Regions from separate parts of the Homo sapiens genome. Here region 2 is linked to region 1. The links are chromatin loops, found by intact Hi-C in ENCODE. Cell type or tissue: heart left ventricle. All regions are shown on one strand. Links, peaks and the distances in the headings refer to the core of each region. The heading gives the core; the rest is flanking DNA. Region 1 holds the start of LINC02660 (long intergenic non-protein coding RNA 2660). Region 2 overlaps LOC107984195 (a long non-coding RNA gene).

The links. Hi-C counts contacts between places; a loop is a spot of excess contacts. Peaks named below come from ENCODE experiments on the same cell type or tissue, not always from the same donor. Only the 100,000 strongest peaks of a DNase experiment are listed, where the experiment ranks them.
Region 2: a loop joins it to region 1, with 2.2 times the contacts of the local background. A loop is called at or near these places in 5 of 110 quality-filtered maps.

Annotation. Positions count from the first base shown.
Region 1 is chr10:3,908,923-3,925,034 of GRCh38, forward strand. LINC02660 (long intergenic non-protein coding RNA 2660) reads left to right here and starts at 3,101. Exons shown (of 3, transcript NR_183984.1): 1 at 3,101-3,124. RefSeq lists a silencer at 622-841. In heart left ventricle, for the core only: no CTCF peak of the experiment used is centred there; no DNase peak of the experiment used is centred there; H3K4me3 peaks cover 1,924 bases; H3K27ac peaks cover 2,081 bases.
Region 2 is chr10:4,077,291-4,093,402 of GRCh38, forward strand. It overlaps LOC107984195 (a long non-coding RNA gene), which reads left to right. Exons shown (of 10, transcript NR_176060.1): 5 at 2,047-2,148; 6 at 3,043-3,096; 7 at 4,999-5,085; 8 at 5,394-5,529; 9 at 5,986-6,085; 10 at 6,581-6,960. Among named protein-coding and RNA genes, the nearest start is that of MIR6078, 94 kb to the left of the region's middle. RefSeq lists an enhancer at 6,128-6,640. In heart left ventricle, for the core only: no CTCF peak of the experiment used is centred there; no DNase peak of the experiment used is centred there; H3K4me3 peaks cover 830 bases; H3K27ac peaks cover 3,835 bases.

The DNA of each region.
Region 1 (16,112 bases), core at 2,634-10,633:
CACGCCTGGCTCATTTTTAAAGTATTCGTAGAGACAGGGTTTCACTCTGTTGCTCAGGTGGGTCTTGAACTCCTGGGCTCAAACGATGTGCCTGCCTTGGCCTCCCAAAGTGCTAGGATCATAGTCATGAGCCCACCACACCTGGCCAAAAAAAAAAAAAAAAAAAAATGTATTCTTTTTCTTTGCCTTTTGGAAGACCTCTAAGAACAAATAAAAATCATGAGATGTCATTCAAACTACTTTAAAAATATCTCAATACACTAGACCTGGCTCCAGTGTCTCCTGCTGGTGGACGTGATAAAGACACAGTGAGACCCCAGAGACCAGCAAATGGGGAGCCACAGCACCCCAGGACCCAGGGCAACGTAAAGACATGCGTTAGTGAAGGAGCCCAGCCAGAAACAGCACCCTGAGAAAGGCCACCGGGTTCGAGGAACCCAGGAGGAACCCTGTTATCGCCATGAGGCGGTGCCCAAGCAGGGAGGGCACAGGGCAAGAAAACCTGAAGTCGCTCCTCCCTCCCAGACATCTCTACTGTCTTCACTAAGCCAAACTCGTTCAGCTGCCACCTTCCAGGGCCAAGCAGGCAGAGAACGGGGCTGGGCGGTGACGGTGGAGAATAACCTGCACGTGCTTCTGCCCGTTTCCTTTAAATGTCATGTAGCTCAGGCGTTTCCATTTTTAGCACACGTGGACACATGTCAGTCTTTTAAGCTCCTCGAAACAATGAACCATGGATGACCCACATCAGGGAAGAGCTCATGAAGGAGCTGATGTTCCCTCTGTGCCTGGAAGGATTTTAGCACATTTTGCTGCCTGTGAAGCAGAACTTGCACCCGAAAATGTAATGGACCAAATAAGGATAGAAGTTGAGACAAGGTGGGCTGTGTGGGCAGAGGTGGGCTGTCTAACTGGGCAGAGGAAGCAAGGCTTAAAGAGTGATGTGGGCTCAGTCACGCTGGCTCACGCCTGTAATCCCAGCACTTTGGGAGGCCGAGGCGGGCTGATCATTTGAAGTCAGGAGTTCGAGACCAGCCTGGACAACATGATGAAACCCCGTCTCTACAAAAAATACAAAAATCAGCCAGGCATGGTGGCATGCGCCTGCAGTCCCAGCTACTTGGAAGGCTGACGCAGCTGAATTGCTTGTAGTCACAGCTACTGAGGAGGGAGGCAGAGGCTGCAGTGAGCAGAGATCGTGCCATTGCACTCCAGCAGAGTGAGACTCCATCTCAAGAAAAAAGAAGGCCGGGTGCAGTGGCTAACGCCTGTAATCCCAGCACTTTGTGAGGCCAAGGCAGGTGGATCACGAGGTCAGGAGATCGAGACCATCCTGGCTAACATGGTGAAACCCCGTCTCTACTGAAAATACAAAAAATTAGCCAGGCATAGTGGCGGGTCGGTAGTCCCAGCTACTCAAGAGGCTGAGGCAGGAGAAAGGCGTGAACCTGGGAGGCGGAGCTTGCAGTGAGCCGAGATCATGCCACTGCACTCCAGCCTGGGGGACAGAGCAAGACTCCATCTCAAAAAAAAAAAAAAAAAGTGACGTGGTGTGGCCTAGGCTGCGGAAAACATGGTCTGCCTCTTCCAAACTCTTCACTTTTTATCAGGAGAAAGGCTCATTAGCACGAGCTTCCTTTAATGGCTAGCACAAAATAGGTGTTTAATAAATGACCTTGTTGATGAAGAGGATTAATGAACCAAATCCGCATTGTTTTGCTTAATTAGGTATATTTATTTAGGCATGTATTATTAGCAAAACATTTTGGAGATCTGAGGAAATGATCTGGACAATTTTAAGACAGAAATCCTGATATTTAGCTAGCAGTTATTTTAGGTGTAAATAATCAATGATGTTAAGTAGATTCAATTAAATAATTGTTCAAATGTATTTTGCTTCCTTAGACAAAGGGTAGACATAAACTATACCACGTGGCATAGTCTTTTTTGTTCAAAAAGGTAGTCAGTCTGTCTTTGAAAGATCAACTTGACCTAAAATTGTAATTCAGTGTATCTTCATATAAAATTATTAAATTTTTATCTGCAGAATTATTTTCAACAGCATTGATTGCAATAGTTTTGCGATTATGCTTTCCTTTAGATCATAAGCCAATGACTTCTTCCGTCTTACTTTATGCATAATAGAATTGTTATAAGAGAATTAAACCTGAGAGTACTTCCATTATTGGAAGAATTTCTCCTGTCAGCTTTTTGTCAACTGCTTATAAAACTGTAGAAGAAAAATTATTCTTCAATATACGGTTTTCATTATGCATTAGATGCCTTTAATATTCCTAAGTGCCATAATTTCACATATGCCGTGTGTCACCTGGTGTATGTAAACATGAAATTACTTGGAGATTATTGCATAGTTATATCAAAATGCTGAGCAGAAAAAAAAATGACATCCAATATTCACCCAGGGTTTAGACAATACATTTTTGTTTGATGTGAAAGCATTCATAATTTCATCACAGAAGAGCATTTTTCAATGGTGCTCCCAGATTGCCTGTAAAAGATAATTCCTCCCTTGTGGACAGGCTTCTATCTCATGCCCTCCGCGTGCCGCTGGTTTATCTGTGCAGAGAGGGACACCCAAAGGGGGACAGTGAGCCCACTGTGTCTTTTAGAACCCAAAGCGAGTTACTGCAAACCTCAGGCAATTGAAGTGAATATTGGCTAGCTCAAAAGGCTGTGAAGATGACCACCGTATCTATCTGAGTAATTTTTTTCTTCTGTCTCAGTCTTGAAATCAGGCATGGTTATTTTTATTTTCGGTGTATGCAGGCTTAACCTATGTGCTTATATTCACAATGAACTCTTGAATCGGATCCTCTGTGTTTTGCTGGGGAGTATTCATTCCCCACTTGACCTGCTTTGTTGCTCAAAACTTTGTAGCTCATCTTTGCCTTCCCGTCTGTTTATTCTTGGTGTGGGGTTGTCAAGGAGAAATGTTGGAAGGGAGAGAAGGGAGCAGGCATCATAGATGGTATTACAGGCGGCTGGTCTCTCCTCTCTCAGCCAACTATGAGAACTATTTGGGATTGAAGGAGATAAGCTACAGCAAGTCGTTACTTGTCCTGAATGCACGACCTTCTTTCTTTGAGCAAGAGGACAAACCTGGGTAGGGATCTCTATGATGTTTTCTGCGTTGCCCGTGGACGTTCATCTTTCTGATTTGTTAGCTGAAGATGAGGATCTGGAGCAGGAGCTCGGAGTGCCATTGTTCCATGGGCAGATGTGCAGCAGAGATTGTGAGTGGGGTCTGTTGGGGCGGTCAGGGGGCCCTCCTGAGCTGGCCTCTCTCGCCTGCGACTTCACAATGCTTGTTCTGAGTTCAGCGTTTTCACTGGAGAGAGCTACAGCTGGGAAGTGCTGTTTTTTTCTAGGTGCTCTCAGCTGCTATTACCTCTTCTATCTCTTCCTCTGGAAAAATATTAGGGGCCTTTTTGTCTTAACAGAAGAAGAAGTAGATTCATTCATTCTTTTTTTTCTTTTTCTTTTTCTTTTTTTTCAGACAGTCTCGCTCTGTTGCCCAGGCTGAAGTGCAGTGGCACGATCTTGGCTCACTGCAACCTCCACCTCCCTCCCGGGTTCAAGCGATTCTCCTGCTTCAGAATCCTGAGTAGCTGGGATTACAGGCTGTGCCATCATGTCTGGCTAATTTTTGTATTCTTAGTAGAGACGGGCTTCACCATGTTGGCCAGGCTGGTCTCCAACTCCTGACCTCAGGTGGCCCACCAGCCTCGGTCTCCCAAAGTGCTGGGATTACAGGCGTGAGCCACCGCACCCGGCCAATATTCATTCATTCTTTCTCACCTCTTCCTCCGCTCTTTAAGGTTGAGCTTGCCTGGCCCAAGGCACAGAGTTCTGGGAAGGATGGAAGAGAGGGGAAGGGAGAGCACCAACATCACGGACCGCCTTTCACATCAGCGGCAGCAGCAGTAAAACCCCCAGAAAACCTGGGGTAGGCGTGGGGGTCTGTTTAGATCAGCCCTGGAGGCAGCCTCCCATGTCCCTCCTGGACATTTGTTCACCTTCACAGAACCCACTTCTTTCCCATCGTCTGTTCGGATATCTGTTTCCTGCACCGGGCAGGTAGCACAGCACACTCAGGGGTTTCTCTGACTCACCTTGGCAGCCCCAGCCCTCAGCACACTGCCTACCACTTAGTATTTAGAGAACCTATGCCCTTTGAAAAAAGTAGGTAAATAGTAAAATATTATTTTTACCATTGGAACAAACACAATTATATGCTTGATGAAATTCAAACAGTACAAATGCAAGAAAAAAAAGGCTTGTTAGGTACAAATATTGGAAGAAAAGAGCTTGGGGCCAGAAGTGACCCCAGACAGATGGGCTGGGAAAGAAGGGCTTTACAGGGACCTCAGTGGCACACAGGGCCTAGACCCAGAGATGGGGCCTTCTTGACAGGACACCTCTGTCCAAGGGCATGGGTTGCGCTCATGTCTCTGTAACATATTTCAAAAAGGATGCAAAGAAACCCAACTTTTCCGGAGAAAGTGGCAAAAATAATGAAGAGTGGTTGACCAGAAGGCTTAGGGCCCTGGGACTGTGTTGCTAGAGAGTAAGAACCACCTGTCCTTGAGCAAACCAAACTGGCTTTGATCTTCTGCCCTTCTCTGTAGAGGACTGAGCAGGAGGAAATAAGAATTACATGAAGAGCTTCCTAGGGAGCTTCCGGAAGAAAATCTTAGTCCCCTGCCCTGGACACTTTCGCCAGTCAAGGGCAGAAGGTGGCTAAACAATAGGACGGTTGAGTATCCCTTATTCATAGTGCTTAGGACCAGAAGAGTTTTGGATCATGAATTTTTTTGGAGCATTTCAGATTTTCACAGCCGCAGGTAGGGGGACAGGTTGATGAAAGCCCCGCTGTGTCCCGTGATTTGTGACAGATATCTGTTTTCTTCCTCATTCCAATGCATCATCTTGGATTTTGGAATATTTGCATTATACTTATCAGTTGAGCATCACAAATTCAAAAATCCAAAATCTGAAATGCTCCAAATAAGAATTTCCTTTCAGCCTCATGTCGGCATTCAAAAAATTTCAAATTTTGGAGCATTTTGGATGTCAGATTTTCAGACTTGAGGTGCTCAGCCTGTACAGGTTATTCAGGCTCCTGAATTCTGTGATTGCTTTTTTTTTTTTTCTAGAGCAAAGTTCCATAAAGAGCAGATGGAGAGGTGTTGATTAGCAATCAATTAATTAGTTGATATTTATTGGACCCTTAACTCTGTGTCAGGTATGGCTCTAAGGGCTTGTAAAAGCATCAAATCAATTTATCCAGGCCTCATACTGCCCACTCCAGCATGTACTATTATATTATTAGCCCATTTTATAGATGAGGAACCTGAGGAATAGCAGTGTTGAATCACTTGCCCGACGTTGTATTTCTTGAGTATGATTGTAGGTATTAGACGGGGTTCTGAAACAGGGCAAGGATGCAATTGAAATAAAGAAGGAAACAGATACCTGTCACAAGTCACTGGATACAGCTGAGCTTCTATCAACACAACTCAAGTGTGTGCATCTGGTACCTGTCAAGTTAGAGAAATTGGTTGTTGTACAACATGACCTCATAATCAAAATATTGTATCAGAGTGCCTGCTGGTAGCAGATATCCAAACTTCTCTTGTCTCTTGTTCAAGATCAATTGTCTCCTAGCTCATTTGATTCAGTTTGGAGATCATTTGGTTCCATGGACAACCTCTATTGGTGTTATATCTGGGGAAGTGCTTGCCTTGGTCCTGGACTTGATACCACTAAAGCTGATAATGAGAACAGAGTAGGGTTCTATTAGGTGAGAGCAAGGGTTCAGATGGGAGCATGTTAGGAAGCCCCCCATCTCTTCCAGCACTTGCCTCATCCAGCCTTAGCTGGAGCTGCAGATGCACCTGCTGGTGACACTCAAGCACCACCCGGTGTGGCCTGCAAGGCCCTGTCAGGGTGGGCTCTCCTTCCTGTCTTGCCAGCATCGTCACACAGCTATGCCCTGTGTTCATCTGGCAGTGGCATGCTAGCTGCATTTCCAGGCTCAGCTATGTCTCCTCCTGCCTCAGAGCCTCTGCATGCATGTGCTCCTGCCGGGAATTTTCTTGCCCCGGTTCTTCCTGTGGCTGGCTCCCTGCCATCCTCCTCCCTGCCATCCTCTGCTCTATTCAAGTGTCACCTTCTTAGACGTGCCTTTCCTTATAGCCCCCGAGTGATGGCCTCTCCTCCCCAAGTCACACTCTACACTTGCTTTATTTTCTTCTTACCTTGTATTGAAATTTGAAATTGTCAAGTTCACTGATTTACTTGTTTATGATTTGTCACCTTTCACTAAAATGTAGGCTCCATGAAGGCAGAGCCCTACCTCTCCTATTTACTGGTCTATGCTCAAGTCCAGGAATAGTATTTTCTCAATAAATATTTAATGAATTGACAGATGAACTGGTGATGAAGGTTCTAGTTAAAAAACAAAAAAGAAAAGTGGTATTTTGGTAAAAAAAACAAAACAAAATGAAACAAAATAACACAAACAACTCTGATTTGTAGTGTTGGCCAATTTCCATGGTGTAAATATTCTTATCATAGTCATTAGTAGCTTCAAATTTACACCACAGAAATCAGACAATACTACAGCATGCAGTTATTTTCTGTTTGTATTAACAGTTGGGGCCTATTAAACTAGCAGATTTAGGCAAAATGGTGATGTGAGTTTATCCAGGCTGGTGGGGATTTAGAAGTTAAAGATCAATAGCCAGATATGGTGGCACATGCTTGTCATCCCAGCTACTTGGGACGCTGAGGCACGAGAATCGCTTGAGCCTGGGAGGTAGAGGTTGCAGTGAGCTGAGATGGTGCCACTGCACTCCAGCCTGGGTGACAGAGCAAGACTCCATTCCAAAAAATAAATAAAATAAAATAAAACAAACTTAAAGATCAAGAATTGTCAAGAAAAACCAATGTAAAGCATTTCCTGTCATGCTTTCTGTAAGCATTTCATGTAGATGATGTCTTCCAATCTCCCAGGACTCTAGGAGTGAGATATTCTCATTCTCATTTTATAGGTGAGTTACTGAGATTCAGAGAGGCTAGTAACATGCACGTGTTCACATGGTTGGTTAGGAATGATACTGGGATCTCTTTGGAAGCCTTGATACTGGTCCAGTTGATGAAATACTCCCTGGTCTGCCCATATTTATAAAATTTTTATGAGACCTAGATGCTACAGGAGGCCTCCCTCCAACTCCCAGGTAAAGCTATGTGATTTGATTCCATGCTCCAGTTCCAGGGTCCATGAAATTTCTGCTGAGAGGCACAGTTCATCCTGTTAGGCCATGGAGTGTGGTGGGATGGTGGGCAGGTTTGCAAGTGCTGGGGTTATACTGTCTAGGTTTCGAGGCTGATTTCTGACTTACAAGCTGAGTGGTGTTAGGTGAGATTCTCAATGGCTTGGCAGCCTCAGTTTTCTCATTAGTTATATTAAGATAACATTGGCTTCTCCCTCTTAGGATTGGTGTGAGAATGACAGACGTGATTGCATATAAAGTGAATAGCAGTGCCTTTCCTAGACTAACTGCTCAATACATCTAAGCTACTATTTTATTAGAGAATACGCTTTATAGCTTTATTGTGTTCTTGGGCTTTCATCCTAACTGTATGCTTTCTTCAAAATAAAAAAGTTGCCAAATAATTTTTTTTTCATTTTTTTGTATTGCGTCAATGAACCTCAAGTGAAACCTCTTTTCTTTCCATATAAACCAAGACTGATCTCAGAGACAAGCACCACTGTGGTATATATGTCAGTATCCAAAAGGATTTAGACCATTTGGAAACTCTTTGGAAAGCCCTGTTGGAAATACGAAGATGTTGTGGGGCTGTCACTTTAACCCCCGATTCTCAAGAGAATCTTGCGAAGAGTGTCTCTTCTATGGATTTGCAGGGGGTAGGACCATTGCATGGTCTGCATATCTGTTTTTTCCTACATTTCAAAACACAAGGTGCTCTTGTTGTCTCTGTCCTACCAGTGAGGAAGCAGAGGCTTGGTGAAGAGAAAGTAACTTGCTCAAAATCTCATGGCTGCACAGTAAGGGAATTGCTGTGACATGAGACCACGTGCAACCCATGCTTAGACCCAAGGCCCACAGTGCAGAGCCTCTCTGTTAGGTAAATGCTTGCTAGGTGCTTAAAAGGCTGAGTGATTTGTATGTTTGCCAGATCTCTCTTTTGGTCTCATGAACCAATCCCAGAAATATGCATTACTCTCTAGTGATATTTTTTTGTTGTTTTTAGTGGGTAAAGGACTTTAAAAATAATAATAATAATAATAATAATAATAATAATAAACTTTAGGCCAGGCATGGAGAGTCACACTTGTAATCCCAGCACTTTGGGAAGCCGAAGTGGGTGGATAACCTGAGGTCAGGAGTTCGAGACCAGCCTGGTCAACATGGTGAAACCCCATCTCTACTAAAAATATAAAAATTAGCCGGGCGTGGTGACAGGCACCTGTAATCCCAGCTACTCAGGAGGCTGAGGCAGGAGAATCGCTTGAACTCGGGAGGCAGAAGTTGCAGTGAGCCAAGATCGCACCATTGCACTCCAGCCTGGGGAACAAGAGTGAGACTTCGTGTGAAAACAACAACAACAACTAAAACTTTATTGTGTATATCTGAGTTTACAACACAACATTATGGGATACATATAAGTAGTAAAATAGTTACAATAGTGAAGCAGATTAACACATCTATCATCTCACATAGTTACTTTTTCTGTGTGATAAGAGCAGCTAAAATCTACTTAACAAAAACTAACACAATCTAATCTTTTTAGCTTTGGTCTTCATGTTGTACATTAGATATCTAGACTCCTTGTTCATCCTACATACCTGCTATTTTGTATTCTTTGGCCTATATTTCACCACTTCCTCTCCCAACCCCACCCAGCCACTGGTCATCTCAATTTTACTCTCTATCTCTCTGTGTTTTTTTCCCTTATATTCCATATATAAGTGAGATTATGTAACATTTTTCTTTCCGTGTTTGGCTTACTTCACTTAGCACAATGTCCTTTAGGTCCATTCATGTTGTGGCAAATGACAGCATATCCTTATTTTTTAAGAGTGAATAATATTCCATTACATATATATTTATACCACATTTTCTTTATCCATTTGTCCCTTGATGGACACTTTGGTGGATTTCATATCTTGGCCATTGTGAATAATGCTGTAATGAACAAGGGAGTGTAGATGTCTTTATGAAGTGATGAGTTCATCTGCTTTGGGTATATTCCCAGAAGAGGAACTGCTGTTCATATGTTAGTTTTATTCTTAAGTTTTTTAGGCACCTCCACACTGTTTTCAATAGTGGTTGTACCAATCTGCATACACACCAAAAGCGTAATAGGGTTCTCTTTTCTCCACACCCTTGACAACATTTGTTATCGCTTGTCTTTTTCATAATAGCCATCTCATAGTGGTTTTAATTTGCATTTCCTTGATGATTAGTGATGTTTTGCACCCTTTCACATACCTGTTGGCCATTCTTAAGTCTTTTCTGAAGAAACGTTGATTCAGCTCCCTTGCCTGTTTCTAAATTGGGTTATTTGTTTTTCTGCTATTGAATTATAAGAATTCTTTATAAATTTTGGATATTGATTCTTTGTCAAATATATAATTTGCAATTTTTTTTTTCAGTGTGTAGGTTGTCCTTTCATTTTGATGAATGCTTTCTTTGCTGTGCAGAAGCTTTTCAGTTTAATGTGGTCCCATTTATTTATTTTTGCTTTTGTAGCCTGAGCTTTTATGTGATATTTAAAAATCATTTCCAGGGCCAATGTCAAGAAGTTTTCCCTATGTTATTTTCTGAAAGTTTTATGATTTCCAGTCATATATTTAGCTATTTTATCGTTTTGAATTTATTTTCAGTATGGTGTAAGATAAGGGTCCAATTTCATTCTTTTGCATTTAGAGATTCAGTTTTTCCAGGACCTTTTATTGAAGACACCATATTTTCCCCATTGTGTTTTTTTGGCTCCCTTGCCAAAAATTAGTTGACCACATATATTTAGGTTTAGTTCTGGGCTCTCTCCTTTGTTTCACTCGGCTATGTGTCTGCTTTTATGTCAGTGTCATACTGTTTTGATTACTATTGCTTTGTAACATAATTTCTTTTATTTTTTTGAGACAGGATCTTGCTCTGTCACCCGGGCTGGAGTGCAGCGGTGCACTGCAACCTCCACTTCCCGGGCTCAAGCACTTAAGCAGTCTTCCACCTCAGCCTCCGAAGAGTAGCTGGGACCACAGGCACATACCACACCTAGCTAATTTTTGTGGTTTTTTGGTAGAGATGGCATTTCACCATGTTTCCCAGGCTGGTCTCAAACCCCTGGACTCAAGCAATCTGTCTGCCTTGGCCTCCTAAAGTGCTGGGCTTAAAGGCATTAGCCACAGCACCCAGCCTTGTAACAGAATTTTAAATCAGGAATTGTGATGACTCCAACTTTGTTGTTTAGTGATACTTTGTTAAGAAGATATATTGCTTTGTTTTCTTTATTTGCCAAGTTTTAAACACCAAAATTAAACTGCAATAATACATTTTTGAGAATTTGAGGAAAATTTGTTTTATTTTCATACGTGATGGTCTTTGGAAAAGGACCAACTCAATGCCTAGCTTCAAATTTGAAGAAGATAAGCAGGATGCTTGGTGAACTATAAAAAAGTGCTTGGATCCAGCTGAGTTACAAGCATGTCTGTCTTCTAAATAGCTTTGGTTAGCTCACAGAGGTGTAAACTCAGTCCTAACAATGGGTGTTGGTTGCCCCTTTGAAATAGCACCATTTCTCCTGACCTCTGCACATTTGGCTTCATCTTCAAGGACAGAAAATCCTGGAAATCCCAGCGTTGTCTGGCTTCCTTTCTCACTAACCTCTCCAGGCTTTTCAGAAATCCCTCTGCATCGTTCTAAACAGGAAGTTTTGGTAGGCAGTTTTACAAATGGCCCTGTATTATGCAGGATGTCACCTATTGTTATTGGAACAAAGATATTCTGAAATATGGACAAAGGCTTCCAATCTGCCGGGGTCCTGGACCCTTCAGTAGCCTCTCATTGTATCTGGGAAGTGATTGAGTGAATTGGGTCACTCCAAGAATATACCTAAGCTTCAGAAACTCTGCTATTATTAGGATGCCAAAGTGGAGCTACACACAGCACATGCAGTTCACATTTATAGTACTTCTGTTTCCCAATTTGCTCTGTCTAAATACAACACAGTCACTTTCCAAATAAATGGGGTTACCTACATCTGTATACATAAATGAAAAAAAATGACTGGGGATGATCCATATCTCTGTTCTACTGTTAAAGTATTAGGAAAAAAACAAAACATTTATGAATCAAAAGTGCTACTAAAGTTTCTCTTTTGAAAGACTATGCATAAATCATGCACTTCTCAAACTTTTAAGACCTACATCTGCAAGAGCATATATATATAATATTATGTTAAAAAGAAATACTTTCTTATAATAGACTAACTGGCATAGTCAGAAGCTGATTGAGGGGTTTAATTTAGCTGCAAATTTCACTGATGGCTTCTCATTACCAAGTGCAGGAATTTCAGAGTGCAGAATATAGAACAATACACTCTGTTTATAAAGTAAAGCTTACACCCACCAGAAACAGAATTGCATTTAGCAGTATTTTACTTTATCTTAAAAGTAAAATTACTAAAATTGTTTTCCAAATGTTATTTGAGATTATGGATGAAAGAAAACGTGGTCATCGTAAGTTCTCTCCTCTTGTTTCTCAGTGCTGCAGTCCACTGTACACATCAACTATTTAAGAATTTCAGAGTGCAGAATATAGAACAATATACTCTGTTTATAAAGTAAAGCTTACACCCACTGAAACAGAATGGCATTTAGCAGTATTTTGCTTTATCTTAAAAGTAAAATTACTAAAATCGTTTTCCAAATGTTATTTGAGATGATGGCTAGAAGAAAATGTGGTCACTTAAGTTCTCTTCCTCTTGTTTCTCAGTGCTGAGTCCACTGTACACGTCAACTATTTCACACACACCCATTTTTCTCCCTCAATCCACCTTTCCCCTTTGACATTTGGATCATAGCTATCGTAATGTGTGCTGAATTATTTGTTGGGATCATTGGATTATGCCTTGCTGGACAAAATAATTCAAGTTAATTCATAGAGGCAATCTACTTTCAGTATTTATTTATTTAGAGAAAGAGTCTTTCTCTGTCACCTAGGCTGGAGTGCAGTGGTACAATCTCAACTCACTGCAACCTCTGCCTCCCGGGTTCAAACGATTCTCCTGCCTCAGCCTCCCGACTAGCTGGGACTATAGGCACCCACCACCACATCTGGCTAATTTTTGTATTTTTAGTCGAGACGGGGTTTCGCTATGTTGGTCAGTCTGGTCTCGAACTCCTGACCTCAGGTGATCCACCCGCCTTGGCCTCCCAAAGTGCTGGGATTACAGGGGTGAGCCATTGCTTCTGGACTCTTTTTAATTTTATTTTTAAATAGCAGTGACAAATATTTACTCCCTCTTTCTTTTCCTCTCACCTAGTAAGATCTTTTTCTCCATCACGTAACACACGCCCTGTGCTTTGGTGCCTGCACATCCCCATTTCTTTGGCTGCCTTAGGAGACGTGTTCCATCCTCGTCCATTAACCCCTCCCTACCGAAAGGATGTTTCCCAGCAGCCTCCACTTTGATATGATATTCTGGTGTTGCTCTAGACAAGGATACACTTGGGATAGGTTAGAAACATTCCTTTCTGGCTGGGCACAGTGGCTAATGCCTGTAATCCCAGAACTTTGGGAGGCTTAGGTGGGCGGATCACCTGAGGTCGGGAGTTTGAGACCAGCCTTGCCTACATGGCGAAACCCTGTCTCTACTGAAAATACAAAAATTAGCTGGACGTGGTGGTGTGTGCTTGTTGTCCCAGCTACTCGGGAGGCTGAGGCTGAGACAGGCTGAGGCACTTGAACCTGGGCGGTGGAGGTTGCAGTGAGCCAAGATTACGCCATTGCACTCCAACCTGGGAGACCAGAGTGAAACTCCATCTCAAAAAAGAAAAGGAAAGAAAAGAAAAGAGAAGAAAAGAAAATGTTCCTTTTTCTGAATAACCTCCTCCCTCTCTGTATGTAGATGAACCCCCGTCTTGAATTAGGCACCTCATATTCTCTAAGTCATAGGGTCTGTGTGGATTCATGCCATCTAGAACTGATGGCTGATATGGCGATTTCATCTTGTTAGTACACAGCTCTCACCTGCTATTTTTGCTTAAAGAGAAAACTACCCAGCGTTATCAGCCTGAGTACAAAAAAAATTAAAGTGCTATAAAAATACACATTGACTACTTGACAAATCCACGTGTTTCTGGTGTTATTTCAGTTGCATTGCATAAGGATTTAATTAGAAGACCCTTACAAGAACTAAAAGTTATTTCAAAAATAAGGTATTAATTTTCTGTCATGAAATTAAGAACTGATGGATAAATGGATAAGAGGCAGTTTGCATGATTGATAGTGACCCTTTGTGAATATAGCCTGCAGTTTTTGTTTTTATATGATTTCTAAAACATGCTATTTCAAAAAATTGTGGAGCAGTAGTCAGGAATCTTAGAATGATAAGTAGCAGAAATACAGCTTTTTTTTTTTTTTTTTTTGAGATGGAGTCCATTGCCCAGGCTGGAGTGTAGTGGCACGATCTCGGCTCACTGCGACCTCCACCTCCCGGGTTCAAGTGATTCTCCTGCCTCAGCCTTCTGAGTAGCTGAGACTACAGGTACTCACAACCATGCCTGGCTAATATTTTTTTGGGGGTATTTTTCTTTTAAGAGAGATGGGGTTTTGTCACATCGGCCAGACTGGTCTCAAGCTCCTGACCTCAAGTGTTCCTCCCACCTTGGCCTCCCAAAGTGCTGGGATTACAGGCGTGAGCCACCACACCCGGTCATCATGTTAGAATAAACCAAAGGGGCTCAGGTAAGGTAGCAGTCCCAGGAGTGGGCTGTCCTTAGGTACTGCCAAACCCAGGAGCTCAATAATATTACTGGAATTCTGTTTTTCAGTGTGTGTCTTGCAATTCTGCTTCACATAATGCTGGCTTCATCTTCAGACATGCTTTCTCTGCGTAGTAGAAAAGGCAGCCCCTGCAAAGTTCCTGGATCTCAAGAAAAGATGATTTCCTGCTTTCTTACCAATCCTCACCCATTTTAGGGCATTTATCTGTCCAGGCTGGGTCACTGGCTGACCTGTGGGTATGGAAGTGCACCTGCCGAGGTGAAGCACTAGTGCTTGGCTGCTGGAATAACAGGCTGATATCTAAGGCTGAGGAATGGTGCCCCTTGCACCGTAAGGAAGAGGGAACCAGCCATGTCCCACAGCTGGTTGTTGTTTGTAACAATCGTGGAAACTCAGTGTTCATCTCAGTTCTGCTGTGTGTTTGTGGGAGTCTTGGAATGATTATTCTGAACTATTTCACGGCATAGACTTGGGATGTCCAGACCTTGGCTGCCCTGCCCTGCACACTTCTATGTATTTATTAAGTATTTTCCAAGGAGTACTGCCATGTTGTGATCTTTTAGTCTTATCTAAGGCAGAAAGCAAGAAGCTGAGAGGGTGGGCTTGGATGCAGAACCCCCAACTTGATCATTTTCTGTGGGTTCTTGAGGGATGCATGGAGAGAGGCCACTCCAGAAATGGTTTCTTTTTATTTATTTATTTATTTTTTCTGCAATCTCTGCCTCCGGGTTTAAGTGATCCTCCTGCCTCAGCCTCCTGAGTAGTTGGGATTACAGGTGCATGCCACCATGCTCAGTTAATTTTTTTGTTCTTTTAGTAGAGATAGGATTTCACCATGTTGGCCAGGCTGGTCTCAAACCCCTGACCTCAGACAACCTGCCCACCTCAGCCTCTCAAAGTGTTGGAATTATAGGTTTGAGCCACCATGCCCAGCTGGTTTCTTTCTTTCTTTTTTTCTTTATTTTGAGACGGAGTCTTGCTCTTGTCACCCAAGCTGGATTGCACCGGTGCCATCTTGGCTCACTGCAAACTCTGCCTCCCGGGTTCAAGTTATTCTCCTGTCTCAGCCTCCTGAGTAGCTGGGATTACAGGCGCTCACCACCATGCCTGGCTAATTTTTGTACTTTTAGTAGAGATGGGGTTTCATCTGTTGAGAGCTTTGGGCTCAAACCCAAATGTGCTCCCTTGATGAGCTGGGTGGGGCTTGTGTCAACATTTCCAACCCTTTCTTCCTACCTGCCTGGCACCTCATTCCAAAACCCCTATTTTATTCTTGGTCTTTCAGGTATTAATGACCTCACATTGATAAGAATTCCTCAAGGAAGGAAAGGGAAGGGCACTGCTGAAATGGCTTGTTCTTCCCCCCAGCCCAAGCTTCTGTCTCTAATATCATGGAATCGCCAAATACGGTCTCCACATAGTTGTTCTTGACTATCCCATGTCAGAGTAGAGCGGGATGACTCAATTTTGTCTAGAGTTTAGGCTGAGCCACTAATAGAATCCAACACAGGCAAGGCAAAGGATGTGGTAATTAACATGGAGTGTGGTGACCACAGAAAGAATTGATGGAAGCATGTGAGGAAATGTGTCAACCGGAAAAGCAGCAGCTCAGCTCCTGGGGCCCAGTGTGGACTTGCCTTCAGGAGGTGATGATGTCGCTTTTGACCTGTGGGTCAGAGTAAAAATTGTGTAAAATCAGTTCCCAGTGTACAAACTGATGGATGTTAAAGGTTAATTTGTAAATAACTTTATATTTCTATGGGGAAAAAGCTTCCTAAGTTCCATGTAGGTTCTTGGGCCACTGTTTATGATAGAATTATAATACCAGATACTCAAAATGTCAAATGTCAGACAAAAATATTATGAATATACAGAATATACAGTATTTTCTTCTTCTTCTTCTTTTTTTTTTTTTTTGGATACAGAGTCTTGCTCTGTCATCCAGGTTGGAGTGCAGTGGCATGATCTCAGTTCACTGCAACCTCCACCTCTCGGGTTTAAGTGATCCTCCTGCCTCAGCCTCCTGAGTAGCTGGGATTACAAGTGTGTGCC
Region 2 (16,112 bases), core at 4,369-12,368, 170 kb after region 1:
TGTGCTTTCCCATATGGGAGCCACTTGCCACATATGTCTCTGGGACACTAGAAATGAGAAAAATGTGACCGAGACAGTAAAACTTTAAAATCTTTAAAAAATTGTTTTCAATAGCCATCGGTGGTTAGTTGTTAGTGTGTTGGGCAGCGCAGGTATATAAAGCCACTCCATCACCAAAACAGAAGTAGGGGTGGTAGGAATGTTGGAGAAAGACGGGGGGAGAGAGAGAGAGGAAGAGAGAGAGAGAGAGACAGACAGACAATAAGAGAAAAAGAGAAAGAAAAATCAAGTGTTTCTGAGATAATCGGTTGCAGGGCAACTTGTAGAACAAACATTGGAAGAGAAAGAATCTTTCACTCTCCAGTATTATACAGATCTTACTGGCAAATTAGGAAAAGCATCCATGTAAATATTCAAGTAGAATTGGTAAGAAAAATGAGCTCCTGGCCAGGCACAGTGGCTCTTGCCTGTAACCCCGGTATTTTCGGAGGCCATGGCAAGTGGATCACTTGAGGTCAGGAGTTTGAGACCAGCCTGGCTAACATGATGAAATCCCATCCCTACTAAAAATTAAAAAAAAAAAATTAGCTGGCGTGATTGTGCATGCCTGTACTTCCAGCTACTCAGAAGGCTCAGGTGGGAGAATCGCCTGAACCTGGAAGGTGGAGGTTGCAGTGAGCCGAGATTGTACTACTGCACCCCAGCCTGGGCAACAGAGCAAGACTCTGTCTCAAAAAAGAAGGAAAGAAAAAGAGAGAGAGAAAGAGAGAGAGAAAGAAAGAGAGAAACAGAGAAATAGAAAGAAAGAAAAAAGAGAGCAAGAAAGAAATAGAGAAATAGAAAGAGAGAGAAGAAAGAAAGAAAGAAAAAGAAAGAAAAAAAGAAAGAAAGAAAGAAAGAAAGAAAGAAAGAAAGAAAGAAAGAAAGAAAGAAAGAAAGAAAGAGAAAGAAAGAGGAAAAGGAAAGGAAAGGTGGGGGGAGGGGAGGGGAGGGGACAGAAGGGAAGGGAAGGGAAGGGACTCCTAAAATGAGAAAGAAGCTGGAGCTCCCTTCTGATTAAAACACCTGCCCCAGGGCAGAAGCTGTGGCCACCTTGATGCAGGCTGCACCCAGCAAAAGACACCCAGGGGCCTGGAGACAGAGCTGAGCAGTTGGAGGCTTTTGGAGGAACAGGCAGGTGTGTTCCCCTTCCTTGACCTATTTAGGAGACTCCCCTTCCTCTAATGAGGAGAAGGACTAAGGGGAAAGTGTATCTAGGCAGGACTCACTATTTGCCTGGCACTGGGCTGGCTGCTTACAAAGATTCTTCATTTCTATCCTGGAGTAATCGATTATCCCCAATTCACAGATATTGGAATTATTTATCCAAAAGATGAAGAAACAGTGATAACACAACAATAATAATAATTAACATTTAACTATAATTGAATGTATATTATGTGACACACACTAAACACTTCACACCCATATTTATTTTTCACAGAGATATTTTCATTAAGCAGTATTATAATTTTACAGATGAGAATAAGTGGAAACTAATTGTCTCATGGCATGTACATATTACATAGCAGAACCTCAATTTTAACTCAGATTTATTTAACTCTAAACTTAAATTGCATATACGTGTGTGTGTATATATATATATATATATATATATATATATATATATATACGATGCTATCTATAATGTCCATAATATCGGCCTTAATATATCATATATTACATGTATGCATAGAACCACATGTGTATGTATAAATATATACATTTACATATATATTATATGTCTTTAACTGGGGAAAGTTTTTTGGTTGGCAATAATGTTTTCTAAAAGAGAAGCCATCTTTCTGTATAAAAATGTGATGATCAGTAAAATCATGTCCGAGACCTTGAACAGGGTCTGAGCACAGCTGTAGAAAGTGTATTATGTACGTGTACGTGCAGTACTGTACCACATAGCACAGTTTGAGTCCAAGAGGGACGGCATATACAAGAGTGGTTCCATATGATTCTAATACTGTATTTTTACTGTACCTTTTCTATGTCTAGATATGTTTAGACACACACATCCTCACCATTGAGTGACAGTTGCCTGCTGTATTCACTACAGTTGCATGCTGTGCAGGTTTGTAGCCAGGGACAAGAGCCCAGGTAAGGCTGTTGTAGGCTCCTTCTATGGTGTTCCCACAGCAATGAAATCACCTAATGACACATTTTGCAGAACTCATCTCTCCTATCTCTGTTGTCAAGCAATGCATGATGGTATATATTTTTTTCGTTCAGAAATTGGTCGCTAATTAACACATTTTTTTTTTCTTACCAAACTTGAACTCCATAAGATAAAATAGAAAGATGTTTTTCACTTGGTCAGCATCCATTCTTCCATGTTTAACTCTTTTTTTTTTTTTCTTTTGAGATGGAGTCTCACTCTATCACTCAGGCTGTTTAGTGGTGCGATATCGGCTCACTGCAACCTCTGCTTCCTAGATTCAAGTGATTCTCCTGCCTCAGCCTCCCAAGTAGCTGGGATTACAGGGGCCCACCACCATGCCTGGTTAATTTTTAGTAGAGACGAGGTTTTACCATGTTGGCCAGGCTGGTCCCGATCTCCAATGTTTAACTTCTTATTCAGTCTTTGAACTTCCTCTCCAGACAATGGCTATAGCTGACAGTCATCCAGTATGTCACTGCTGGAGTACCGGAATATCAGTGGATGTTCTTGTTTTGCTACTTTAAGTGAGGTCTTAAATACCAAGCCTCAGAATCAGAGATGAAGGAAATTTTAGAGACTCGACCTAATTCCATAATTTAGAGACGAGGAGGCTGAAGTCCTTTAGTGTGAAATGATTTACTAGACCTCAATAGCTCATATGGTGAGGGTAGGATTTTATGATATAATTAATTTTCTAGCTGTTGGTGCAGATTCTTATATAATTTATGGTTGATTTTCATTTCCTGGTACAATTTTATTTTCTTCCTCTGTACAAAAAAAATTTAAAGAAAAATACTTTGTGGATAATAATAATACAATTTTTGTAAAAACAGGAAACTTAAATGTGACACTCTTTGCAAGGATGGAGTAAACAGGAAGTGAATAAAGTGAGTTGCAATTTGAATTACAAAAATCTCTCATCTTTGGTCACTAATGTACAGTTCAGAGCCAACATTCTTCGCTACCAATGAAAAGCTGTAATAATCATGGTGAACATAGCCTCTGTGATTTGTTGAGCACTTATTCTGTGAACATCTGTGCATCTGTTTGCTAGGCTGTTGTAACAAGGCACCAGAGATTGGGCGACTGAAACAACAGAAATCTATTTCCTGACAATGCTAGAAGCTGGAAGTCTGAGATCGAGGTGTCGGCAGGGTTGTGTCCTCCTGAGGCCTCTCTCCTTGGCTTACAGACAGCCATACTCTCCCTATATCTTCGGGTCATCTTCCCTCCACGTGTGTCTGATATCCTGATCTCTTCTTCTTACTAGGATACCAGCCATGTTGCATTAAGGCCCACCCCATCGCCCTGATTTTACCTTAATTACCTCTTTAAAGACGGTATCTCCAAATACAGTCACTTTGTGAGGTCCTGATGACCTCCTTCAACCCAGGAATTTGGGGAGGACACAGTTCAACCCATAATAGGCTATATATATCTAGCATGTATAATTTTTATGATAGAGCAGGGAGAAATGTAATGTCCTCATTTTACAGAAATATGAATTCAGAGAGATTAGTGACATGCTCAAGAGCAAACATTCTTTTGAATGAAGTGAGGTTTATGTATTATATTGTCACCCTTAGGTTTCCAAATCCTTACTTTTTCCACTATATCTGCAACACCACCTTTCTGACTGGAAAGAAAAGAGGCAGGGATTATATCACAGTGGCTTAGGCCTGTAATCCCAGAACTAGGAGGCTGAGATGGGTGGATCACCTGAGGCCAGGAGTTCGAGACCAGCCTGACCAACATAGTGAAACCCTGTCTCTACTAAAAACACAAAATTAGCCAGGTATGCATGCCTGTAATCCCAGCTACTTGGGAGGCTGAGGTAGGAGGATCACTTGAACCCGGGAGGCGGAGGTTGCAGTGAGCCGAGATTGCACCACTGCACTCCAGCCTGGGCAACAAGAGTGAAACTCCATCTGAAAAAGAAGAAAAAAAAAAAGGAGTGCTCTCAGTGGACTTTATCTGATCCTTTTAAGTGAGAACCATCATTTAAGGGATGTTCCCATACTCCCCACAACCTCAGGAGCAGATACCCCTCTAGTTAGAAGTAGAACTCTGGAAACTTTGTATGTATTTTAGTTTTCCAAATACATGTGTTTGGAGTTAGTAGTAAACCCTTGCAGTGTGTGTGGTGAGTGTGTTTGTGTTGGTGGGTGTATAGTGTTGTCTGTGTGAGTCTCCCTGCAAATCAGTGGCTGTGTGGATAAGTCAAAGCGGTCTCCTCCCTCATGCCGTGGGAGAGGCAACTAATGACCTCATGACGACTTCCAATCCTGTTTTGTGTCAAAGCCTTTAGGATCTAGCCAGTGACTGCTACATAGAAGGCAGTCTAGAGATTTGGCCAGAATCGCAGCAAAACCCAGGCCAAGAGTGTGGAGAGGGAGCAAGCCCACTCGAGCTGTGGCCCTGCCTTGCTTATGAAGTGACCTCAGATCACTGCTGCTCTCTGGTCCTCCACTTCCTAATGTGTAATTAAGGAAGTCACACAGTGCAACCTCTATCTTTAAGATCTAAAAAATTTGAGTTTTCTTGTGATGAACAGCATTCCAATCCCACTTACACAGAAAAAAAAAAAAAAAGCTCTGGCTTTAAAAATAAAACATCCAAAAAATTAAGACTAGAAAGATGATATTTAAGAGTAGTATTTTATTACTTTGAAAACATCTGGTATGAATTTGAAATTTCATTTTAAAATTTTTAATAGATTCCTCATTCTGTTTCTAGAAAATAGGTTAAAGTGAGTTGTTATGAAACCATGTTTCTAATTTTTATTTCAGATTCTATATTTCAACTAAAGCTCGCACTTGGGTGAAATCTTTCAACATATCTTTTGTTTAAGAAAAGTCAGAACAAGAATTTCCAAGGTACTGCTTATTTATTATAGAAAACTTAGAAAATATAGAGAAATGTACAGAAGAAAACAAATTCTCTCAAAATCTCAATTCATAGAGATACATACAAGGCATTTTTTAATGTATGTAATTTGTAATTTGTGTGTGTATGTGTGTAACAGGGTCTCATTCTGTCCCCCAAGCTGTAGTGCGGTGACGTGATCACGACTCACTGCAGCCTTGACCTCCTGGGCTTAGGTGATCCTCCCATCTCAGCCTCCTGAATAGCTGCAACTACAGGCATGAGCCACCATGCCAGGTTAATTTTGTATTTTTTGTAGAGATGGGGTTTCGTTATGTTGTCCACGCTGGTCTCGAACTCCTGGGCTCAAGTCATCCATCCACCTTGGCCTCCCAAGTTACAGGGATTACAGGCATGAGCCTCTGTGCCTAGCCATGATGTATGTAATTTGTAAGGTGAGATAACTGTCTTGTTGTTTTGCTTTGTCATCTATGTTTATATTGTTCTCTGTAAATCCTCCACTGGAAAAGTTTTTCCATCCAGACCTGAGTCTCATGAGCTACGGCTAAGATGTAATCACTCCCAAAGAAACATGCACTCTCAACAACATTTTTGACATACTTGATTGTTTACCATTGCTTTGCATGGAGGGGAATGAAATGGACCTTTTAGAATCAACTTGCCCAACAGTGGATCTAGGCCAGGCTGAGAAGAGGGTGCCAAGGCTGACATTTGAGTCTAGACAATGATGTCTCTCAAAATGCATTTTGCCCTGTGATTTTCCCCCAGCTCCTTAGTTTTCTAGCATAATTGATGGCCTTTGTGGGCCATAATCCAAAACCACTACACACAGGAAAAGGGCTGTCAAGCAGCAATAGTATAATAATTCATGCGTTATTATTACCATTTAGAGAAAACACCTATGCAGAATTGCAAGTTGTGATGGGCCCTTGAAAATCAACGTGTGTGCCGAATCCAGGTGGATGCTGTGACCTCACAAAAGCTGTGAAGGTGTGCTATCGCAGAGTGGAGGTGTGGCAAAGTCCAGATTCAAGAAAAGGCTGAAGTCAGCTTGTGTCCCTGACCTGGGATCTCAGCCTTAATCTCATGTTTAGAAGTGAGGCCAGTGCCATTGGCCATTGACATCCAGAAGATAAACTCTCATGGAATGACAGCTGACAAACAGCAGATGCCTTCAGACTGGCAGATTCTTCTATCTTGTGTTAATGCATCTTTATGGGAATTCACAATGTTCTCTAGGCAGGGGTCCAAGTGATAAGCACCAGAGCTTTGAAATAAGATAGTAGAAAGCGGGGTAGGCTGTGCTTTTGAAGTGCATTTTCCTGGCAAACGGAAGATGGCCCTCCTCATTCTGCCAAAGGGAATTCTAAGAGCCAAGATTGCATAAGAGGATTGCATTTTGGATGTTTTTAGGATGTGAGCTGAGGTAGGCTTAGCTCTGGCTCAAGGATTTCAAAGTAACTGACTTGTTTTGTGTACTTTCAGCTCTCTGCAACTCTTGCTGAATTTTGGCATCTTTAGCAGAGCAGGAGCAATCAGCATTGATAAACAGATTTCCTCTTGTATGGGTGCCTTGCCAGTGCAGGGATGTGCAGTGATCTTTCACCCTCTCAGCTTTCCTCTCGATACTGCATTCATCATTTCAAGAGCTTTCAGGAATGTGGGCCGTGCTGACATTTTGTAATGTCTATCAGGAATTGAGATTTTAGGGTAACAACATAAAATGTTCCTAAGGTGAAGGTTTTGTTGTTGTTTTTGTTGTTAATTGCCTACATTATGACAGTTTTGTACTTAATTATCACCACATATCTAGCTGCTTGAAAACTGTTTCTTTTTTAAAAATACAAAGCAATAAAAATATAAACTTAAATTTCTTTAGCTTTAATATATCTTGGTTCACCTCCTCTAATTAATTTGCCATTCAGCTCATTTCATTAATGTATAATAAAATAACAATTTGACATTTGGATAAGTTAGTGAATTTGGGGCTTATGCTTTTCAAAGCTGATACTTGTTTTCTCTTAGGTTTTTATTATTGTATTAGAGCCATATAATAAAGGAAGAAAAAAAAAATAAAAAAATCCATGGGATTAAAGAAGAAATTATGTTGATTAAAATGTGTCATTTGAGCCAGATGTTCTAGAAGGAACTGCATGGGATGTGTCTTTAGAAATGCTCTGTGTCCTCCACTGTGAGAGCAGAAGACGTCTCTGCATAGTCCTCTGTTCAAAACCCAAACTATAGATTGACCAGTACTCTCACATTAAAAAGCAGGGTTTGAAGGATACATTTACCCTCAAAAGGTAACTCGGCACTCAAAATTTATAGATCAGTCTTACCCATGACATAAATCCATGGAGGAATAAAACTTAATTTGTAACTTAGGGGATGCAACATTCAGGTTAAATGTGATAAAAATATGTGATGATGGACTCCCTACAAAGGAACCGGTGAGAAGGTACCCTAGCTACTGAGAAGCATTTTGTGACTAAAGGACCTTATGGGTTATTGATGATTATTTACATTCTACCAGAACTGTTAAAGCCCTGAAAATTACCTTTACACTTTTTTTTTTCTTTTAAGACGAAACCTTGCTGTGTCACCCAGGATGGAGTGCAGTGGCACTATCTCAGCTCACTGCAACCTCTGCCTCCTGATTCAAGCAATTTTCCTGCCTCAAGCAACTCTACTGCCTCTCCAGTAGCTATAATCCCAGCTACTCCTGTAATCCCAAGTAGCTGGGATTACAGGTGCCCGCCACCCGCCATGCCCAGCTAACTTTCTTTTCTTTTTCTTTTTTTTTTTTTTAAGTAGAGACAGGGTTTCTCCATGTGGGCCAGGCTGGTCTCGAAATCCTGGCCTCAAGTGATCTGCCCTTCCTCGGCCTCCCAACATGCTGGGATTACAGGTATGATCCACCATGCCTGGCCTCTTTACACTTATTTTTAATTATAATTACACTAAGAAATCACCATGACTCCCACTTATTAAGCTATTTTTATAAGCCATATAGTGTGTTAAACACTTTACATGTGTTCTTACTTAACTGTTGCCCCAACTCCATGGAGTCGATATTAGTTACCGCATTTCAGTATTATAAACACTGAAACTGAGTTTCGGAGGGAGTAAATAACTTCCCCTTCCGTGTGCAATCAGAGGTAGTGCTAGGATTTGATTGAGCCTTATGGCAATCGAAAGCCCATGTTTCTACCTTTCCTAGGCTCTGCCTCCTCTGTCGAAAATTCAAGGCAGGCGGAATGCAGTGCTGCCCCTGACACACACCACAGTAGCGACTCCAGTCTTCATCTGAGATGATGGCACAGGTGACGTCTTACTTGGGATTTTGAATTTTATGCACTATAATGCCTGCACATGATAGAAATAATTGGCATGTTGCAATATTCCCTGAAGGACTGTGGTCCCTTGTCTTCCCCCTATATATAGATCAGGGTCCTTAACAATGCCACTGCATTAGATTTAATTATAATCCAGATATCTATGGACATAAGAAAGATAGTTGTTCATTCACTTTAACCTGCACTAAAGCAATGTTTGTAAATCAAACGATGTCTGGAACCAGACAATTCAGATTATTTGGTAAATATTTTGTATACATTGAATTGAGGGATCTGCAAAAAGAAGGAAGAGGTGACACTTGGACCCCTTCTAACTAATTACATGACAGAATTCATCCATCACATTTCAAAAGCAATACAGAGAAAAGTGCATGATTTACAGCCAGAAAATGACGCATGCCTGGGTTGCAAGAAGCCACAGAGGAAGGGGACAGAATGTGAAGGGAGGGTCTGAGGCCAGAGGAAAGGGATATCACTGACAATGGAATCATTTGGATGGATGACAGGGAGAAAAATGTCATTTTTAACAAAACTGTTCATTTCTCCTTATATCACTTCCTTTCACCCGAGTTTCCCAACATAGAGAGTGATTCCATCCGATTGCCAAGTCCCAGTCAAGACATTTCAATGGTTTTGAAAATTCATTCTCCTTCTTGACTCTTATCCAACCTGGCCACTTTCCCATTTCCAAGCGTGTGAAAGACGTGTCCCCTTCAGCTTGGTGCGGACATAATATTTGCTTTTCTCCAGACCCTCCCAGCAGACCCACAAACCTTCTCCTTCCTAGGAGGCTCCAGGTCGTTATTGTTCAAGCTTTCGTCACTCCCATTCATGAAGCTAAACAATCCCAGCCCCATTCATAAGGCTTCCCAGGAGTTTCTATTTTTACTGCCGCAATTCTCTACATTCTTTCTCACAACCGTGCAAGTCTGTCCCAGGCAACCTCTTTTCTCTCCTGTCCTTGCCCTCCTCCTCCTGTAATCATCCCGTCCCTCTTCTGCCTCCCCCGCTCCCTCATCTCATTCCTTTACTCCTTGTTGGAGCATCGGAGGAACCCCAGCACTACTCCCCTTCCCTAAGCTCACAACGTCTTCTTCTTCTACTCTTATCTCATTTCTCAAACTGCTTTTGTTTCTCAACCAAGATACTCTAGATCATTTAGTAGTGGTGGGTCCATTTCCTTACCTTTTCTGTTTTTTTAATCCAACTAAGTTTGCCAGTCTATGGCTCCCTCTTAGGCATCCCATCATTAAACTCACCAACTCCCTCTCTCAGTGAGTCAAAAATGCATTCAATATCCCTAACTCATCAAGTTGCGTAGATCAGCCTAGCCTAACTTAGATGTGCTCGGGACGCTTACCTTAGCCTACAGGTGAGTAAAATCACCTAATACAAATCCTATTTTATATAAAAACAGGGTTGAATATTTTACGTAGTTTATTGAATGCTGTGCTGATGGTGAAGAACAGAGTGGTTGCATAGGTGTAATCATAAAGTCAAAACATTGTAACTTGAACTGTCACAAGTCAGAAACTGCAACTTTACCATAGTATGCATACAACGCACATAACCATGACCATGCCGACTTTTCTTTCTTTTTTTTTTTTTTTTTTGCAGACAGTGTTTCACTCTTGTTGCCAAGGCTGGAGTGCAGTGGCGCCATCTCATCTCCCTTGCAATCTCTGTCTCCTGGGTTCAAGTGATTCTCCTGCCTCAGCCACCCTAGTAGCTGGGATTACAGGCACCCGCCACCACGCCTGGCTAATTTTTTTTTTCAGTAGAGGTGGGATTTTGGGGTTTCGCCATGTTGTCCAGGCTGGTCTCAAATGCCTGGCCTCAGACATACACCCACCTTGGCCTCCCAAAGTGCTGGGATTACAGAGACCATGATGTTTTTTACTTTCAGCACAGTATTCAATAGATTACATAAAATATTTAACACTTGCTTGTGCTGAATGATTTTGACTAACTGTAGGCTAATCGAAGCGTTTTGAGCATGTTTAAGGTAGGCAAAGCTAAGCTATGATGTTTAGTAGATGAGGTATATCAAATGCATTTTCAACCTAAAATATTTTCAACTAACAATGGATTTATTGTGATGTAACTTTACTGTAAGTTGAGAAGCATATGTACGTGTGTATACAGATACCTATATAGAGAGATATCTATAGATATAAATATATAGACAGATTGATGATAGATAGGTCAATAGAGCAAATCTTGCTTTAGGAAAATCTGAAACATCTTAATATCCCTTGGAAACAAGATGGTGTAGTAAGCTGTTCCGGCATCACTATAAAGAAATATCTGAGGCTGTGTAATTAGTAAGAAAAGAGGTTTAGTTGTCTCATGGTTCTGCTGGCTGTACAGGAAGCATAGGGCTGGCATCAGCTTCTGGGGAGGCCTCAGAAAGCTTCCAATCATGGGGTAAGAAAAAGGGGGAGCAGGTGTCTTACATGGCAGGAATGGGAGCTAGAGGGTAGGGGGAGGTGCCTCTGGATTTAAACAACCGGATCTCACAAGAAATCACTCACTGTTGCAAAAACAGCACCAAGGAGGGATGGTGATAAGCCAATCATAAGAAATCCACCTCCACGATCAGTCACCTCCCACTCATAAGAAATCCACCTCCATGATCAGTCACCTCCCACTCATAAGAAATCCACCTCCACGATCAGTCACCTCCCACTCATAAGAAATCCACCTCCACGATCAGTCACCTCCCACTCATAAGAAATCCACCTCCACGATCAGTCACCTCCCACTCATAAGAAATCCACCTCCATGATCAGTCACCTCCCACCAGGCCCCGCCTCCACGATCAGTCACCTCCCACCAGGCCCCGCCTCCAACACTGAGGATAACAGTTTAACATGAGATTTGGGGGAACGAATATCTAAACTATTTCAATTAATAATGGGCTAATAAAGCCAAGTCAACTCTTATGGGAACATCATCGGACGCTTGTCAAGATATTAGGGAAGAATGCTGAGAGAGGGGGTGGAGCGGGCACACGGAAAGAAACAGAGATGGGAGCACTCTCCACCCTCACAGCACCATGAGGGAAGTAGCCTTGACCTTGATATTCCCACAGGAACTCAGGGTGCTGAGCTTGTATTGCCGACATCATCATTTTTCTGAACAAGCCTGGGTAAGTCTCTACTGCCTGTAAACAAAAGAGGCGTGGCTAGAATGAAAATCATGCTAGGTGAAGAATCGTGATGCAAATTGGCTTTTATGTATTAGGCCAACTTTGTAAAAGATAAGCACACAAGAAAGAAAACTAGAAGCATGGCCAGAAAAGATAGCATCAGTTCCACTAGGGTGGGGGGAATAATGGGAGCTCTCCTCCAATCTTTTCCAAACTTTCTGTATATTAATTTAATAATGAAAATAGTTTTGAAAAGAAGGCACAGTATAAAATCTTGTGAAATCCAACAGTGGAAGTCATTTTCCAGATTGATATATTGTCTGTCATTTTATAGACCAATAAAATGAAGACATCCCCTAGTGCACTTGGATGTCTCTACAAGGCTTTTGGTGTTTGAATATTCAGGGGTACAGAAAAATGTAAGGTGTTAGCAAGCACTGCTCACCGATACTCAGACAGAAACACAAATAAATCATTCTGAAACGATGGCAAAGGGCAGGGTGTGTGACCTTATATTTAAAAAATCTTAATTAAAATAAGTAATATTTCTCTTAAACCAGTAGAAGCATATTTAGAGATTTGAGTGGGATCTGCGTCTTAGAACATCTGTATATGGTGACAAAATAAGAGTCAGTGAAAGAATCAGTTAATTGCTTTATTTGGATTTAATGGGTGTTTTGTTTTTCAGACTCTTTTTTTCTATCAATTAATTTATTGGTTAAGCATTTTATTAAAAGGTTAAAAGTAACTTAATAATTTGTGTTTGGCATTAATTAAAAGTATACTTGGGTCATGCAGCTAATAATCCCATGTATTAGCCTGGACGCACCAATAAGGACACACACATCCCCATTGCCTCCTCTCATTTTTCCGGAGAATGCTCTTCTTTCCTCTCCAGGTTCTACTCCCGCGAGACCCTCATGAAGTCCTGAGGTTGCCTCTCGTGCACGTTCACAGGGAGCTGGAAAGCAGACATACCCCATGAGGCTGGAGGACTTCATCAGTCCCAAGAAACACGTGAGGCCTCTCAGTAGGATGCTGCAGGGCAGAGACCTGGTTCTGTAGCTGACTCCAAGCCTGGCTAAGGAGCCTCTGGGCTGTGGATACACCACCTACAGCTGCTCATCAGGTGCAGGGCACCAGATTCCCAAATTCTGCTGAGGTTTTTACTCTGGTCTGTCACTGACACTGGTGCAGAACTGGTCCTGAACAAAGTCACTGTTTTACTTTGTCAAGGATATTTTCATGCCCGAAATGAGCTCAGGTGCACTTCAAATCTTCTCCCACAGCCACTGTCCCCAGGACACGGGGCTGGATACCCAGGTTGAGAGAGGCTCCAGCACGCCCACACCACGGACCCAAAGCCATCCTACTTCAACCTTCAGGCTTAGGGTGAGGCCCTACTCACTGGGTCCTGTTTCTTTCCACCCCAACTGTGACTCCATTTCAGATGCTTTTGCTCCACCTCGGCCTTTGTGTGAGCCAAATCTGTCCACCTCAGGGAGTTTCCTTAAGTCTGAATTCTCAAGGAAGCCTTTGGGATCTCGATCTTTTCTGCGCAAAATGCCTTAATTTTGGCCGAGTGAGGTGGCTCACGCCTGTAATCCCAGCACTTTGAGAGGCAGGGGCGGGTGGATCATCTGAGGTCGGGAGTTGGAGACCAGCCTGACCAACATGAAGAAACCCCGTCTCTACTAAAAACACAAAATTAGCCAAGCATGTTGGCGCAATGGCTGTAATCCCAGCTACTCGGGAGGCTGAGACAGGAGAATCGCTTGAATCCGGGAGGTGGAGGTTGCCGTGAGCCAAGATCACGCCATTGCATTCCAGCCTGGTGCACTCCAGCCTGGGCAAAAAGAGCAAAACTCCATCTCAAAAAAAAGGCTTAATTTCTTTATGTGAATTACCTCTCCCAGTAACCAGAATTCTAAGCAATTTTCTTGCAGAATAAAATTAAAATTGTATTAATTCACTAAATATTCCAGTCAATCTAAATTGAAGAGGCCAGAAGACCCTGTGGGCGTGTTGTGTGCTTTCCTTGGGCATCCCTCTTACGAACTCTTGGGATGGGACTTATCTTCTTTCCTGGGCACAGCAGACAAAGCGTCTGAATCTGGGGGTGGTCAACCTCCAAGAAGTTAATAATTGCCCTTTAGTGTGAGATTCAGAAAAGCACAGTGCCTGGAGGGACCTAAGAAAGAACGTTTAGTTCCTGCAGACCACTGGGTTCCCGGAGGCCCCTCTACTCCTCCACTGCTTCCTCCCTCCCCCGTTGGGGCTCAACTACTGAGAAGGTTTTGTCACTGTGTTTTAGGCTTGTTTTCTAGAGGAAGCATGCGATACATGGCATTAAAATATTTGTGCCACAATCCAGAAAATTATGAGTTCAATAAACCTTTCAGTATAGCAATTTTCACACCACAAAATAAAAAGAAATGAATTATAAGTGAAAACATGAGGTATTTGGACATAAAGATGGGAACAGTAGACACCAGGGACTAGTAGGGGAGAGAGGGAGGGAGAGAGGCATGGGCTGAAAAACTACCTGTTGGGTAAAGTGCTCACTACCTGGGTCACAGGATCTGTATCCGAAATCTCAGCATCATACAATACACCCATGTAACACACCTGCATGTGTAAATAAAATTGAAAGGAAAAAAAGTAACTACTTAAAGGTGAACTATTAGAACATAACCCAATGATAAGCTGGGACTAACTGCTGTCCACGAAGCATAGAACCATTCATGGACTAGATCATTTTCTTGGTGATGATCTGTCTGAATATTGAGCTACAATACTCATTGGAGGAGATCTTTCAGAAGGCCCTCTGACACAGCCACTAGGTCAGGCTTTTTGAAAAACTGAACTGGGGAACACACTGGATTGGATGCACCCAGCACGTATGCACACATTGTATGACTAGAAAGCAGAATACTATAGCATATAGTTCTTTATTTGAATTGTCGTTTTCCTTGTGAGCATAAATTCTAGGATTACAGGCACAATTTTAAAAGACATCTATCAATATTGGACTGGCATGATCCTCCATGTTTCAGTTTACTCCATATCCTGTTATTAGTTCTGTAATGGTATATATCAAAATTTACAGTGGCCTCATAGGTAGGTGTCCAGCCATTTTCAGAAGTCTTTGTCTTGAAATTCTTGGATGATTTCTAAGATTTAATTTATTTTTAAATGCTTGATTTCCTTCTATGCATATAAATATATATAAATATTGTTTATACATATACATGCGTGTATATATGTGTGCATATTTGTATTTTTATGTACAAACTTATAGACACACACATATACCTTAACTTGAGAGAATGGAGATTTCAGCAGAGAAAATTGTAGAGACATGGCCATGAGACGTGTGTTTATTTGTAAATGACCTTTGATCCCTTCAAATGTAGAGAAACGTAAAGGACATTTGATGGCCATAGACTTGGAAAGATTTTTTTTAAATACAATCATCTTGCTATATTTTGGTCTTTGAAAAAAGTCAATTTTAGCACAATGGAGAAACATATTTGGAAGACATTTAGGCTGTGAAAGCTGAGTTTTGTTGATATTTATGGGCAGAGAAAACTTCCTTTTTGACTATTGTTCTGCAGGGCCAGAGACAGATTGATCAGTTCTAGTGTTTTTGAAGAAAAATTACTCTCTTTGTGGCTGACGAGCTTCTGGGAGGCAGGAATTGTCCCAGTCATCTCCAGCACCCAAAGGAATGCCCACCGTTTAATAAACATCCCATACGTTTTTCTTGAATGAATAAAAAAATGTAAGACGTTCTACCGATATATGGTACTATCAGTTTCTAGGCATGGTTCATGCCCCAATTAAATCAGTTTCAGGAAGTAGCCTTTTTTGAAACACACAAAATCTTGAAAAATGCTGGTGAAAACATAAAAATTATCTGGGAAAGTCATAATGGGAGAAATGGCTCAGAGTCCGTGATTTTATGGTCTAGAAGAGCATAGGCTACCAGGATGATGACAGTGCTCTTCATGTAATGAGTGTGGCTCTGCCATATGAGCCAGGGAGCTTCAGGCTCTGTGACTGGACCAACCAGTGGAAATTATAAGGATGTATAATTTAGATATAAACAGACCCTGATATTTATTTTCCAACATTAGAACAGGCTATCACGTGAGATAGGAAACATTACTGGAAGCATTCTAATGAAAGTTAGATAAAAATTTGAGGCACAGCTGGGCATGGTGGCTCACGCCTGTAATCCCAGCACTTTGGGAGGCTGAGGCGGGTGGATTGCTTGAGGTCAGGAGTTTGAGACCAGCCTGGCCAACATGCTGAGACCCCATCTCTACTGAAAATACAAAAATTAGCTGGGTGTGGTGGTGCACGCCTGTAATCCCAGCCACTTGGGAGGCTGAGGCAAGAGAATTGCTTGAACTCGGGAGGTGGAGGTTGCAGTGAGCTGGGATCTCACCACTGTACTCCAGCCTGGGCAACAGAGCAATACTCTGCCAAAAAAAAAAAATGAGGC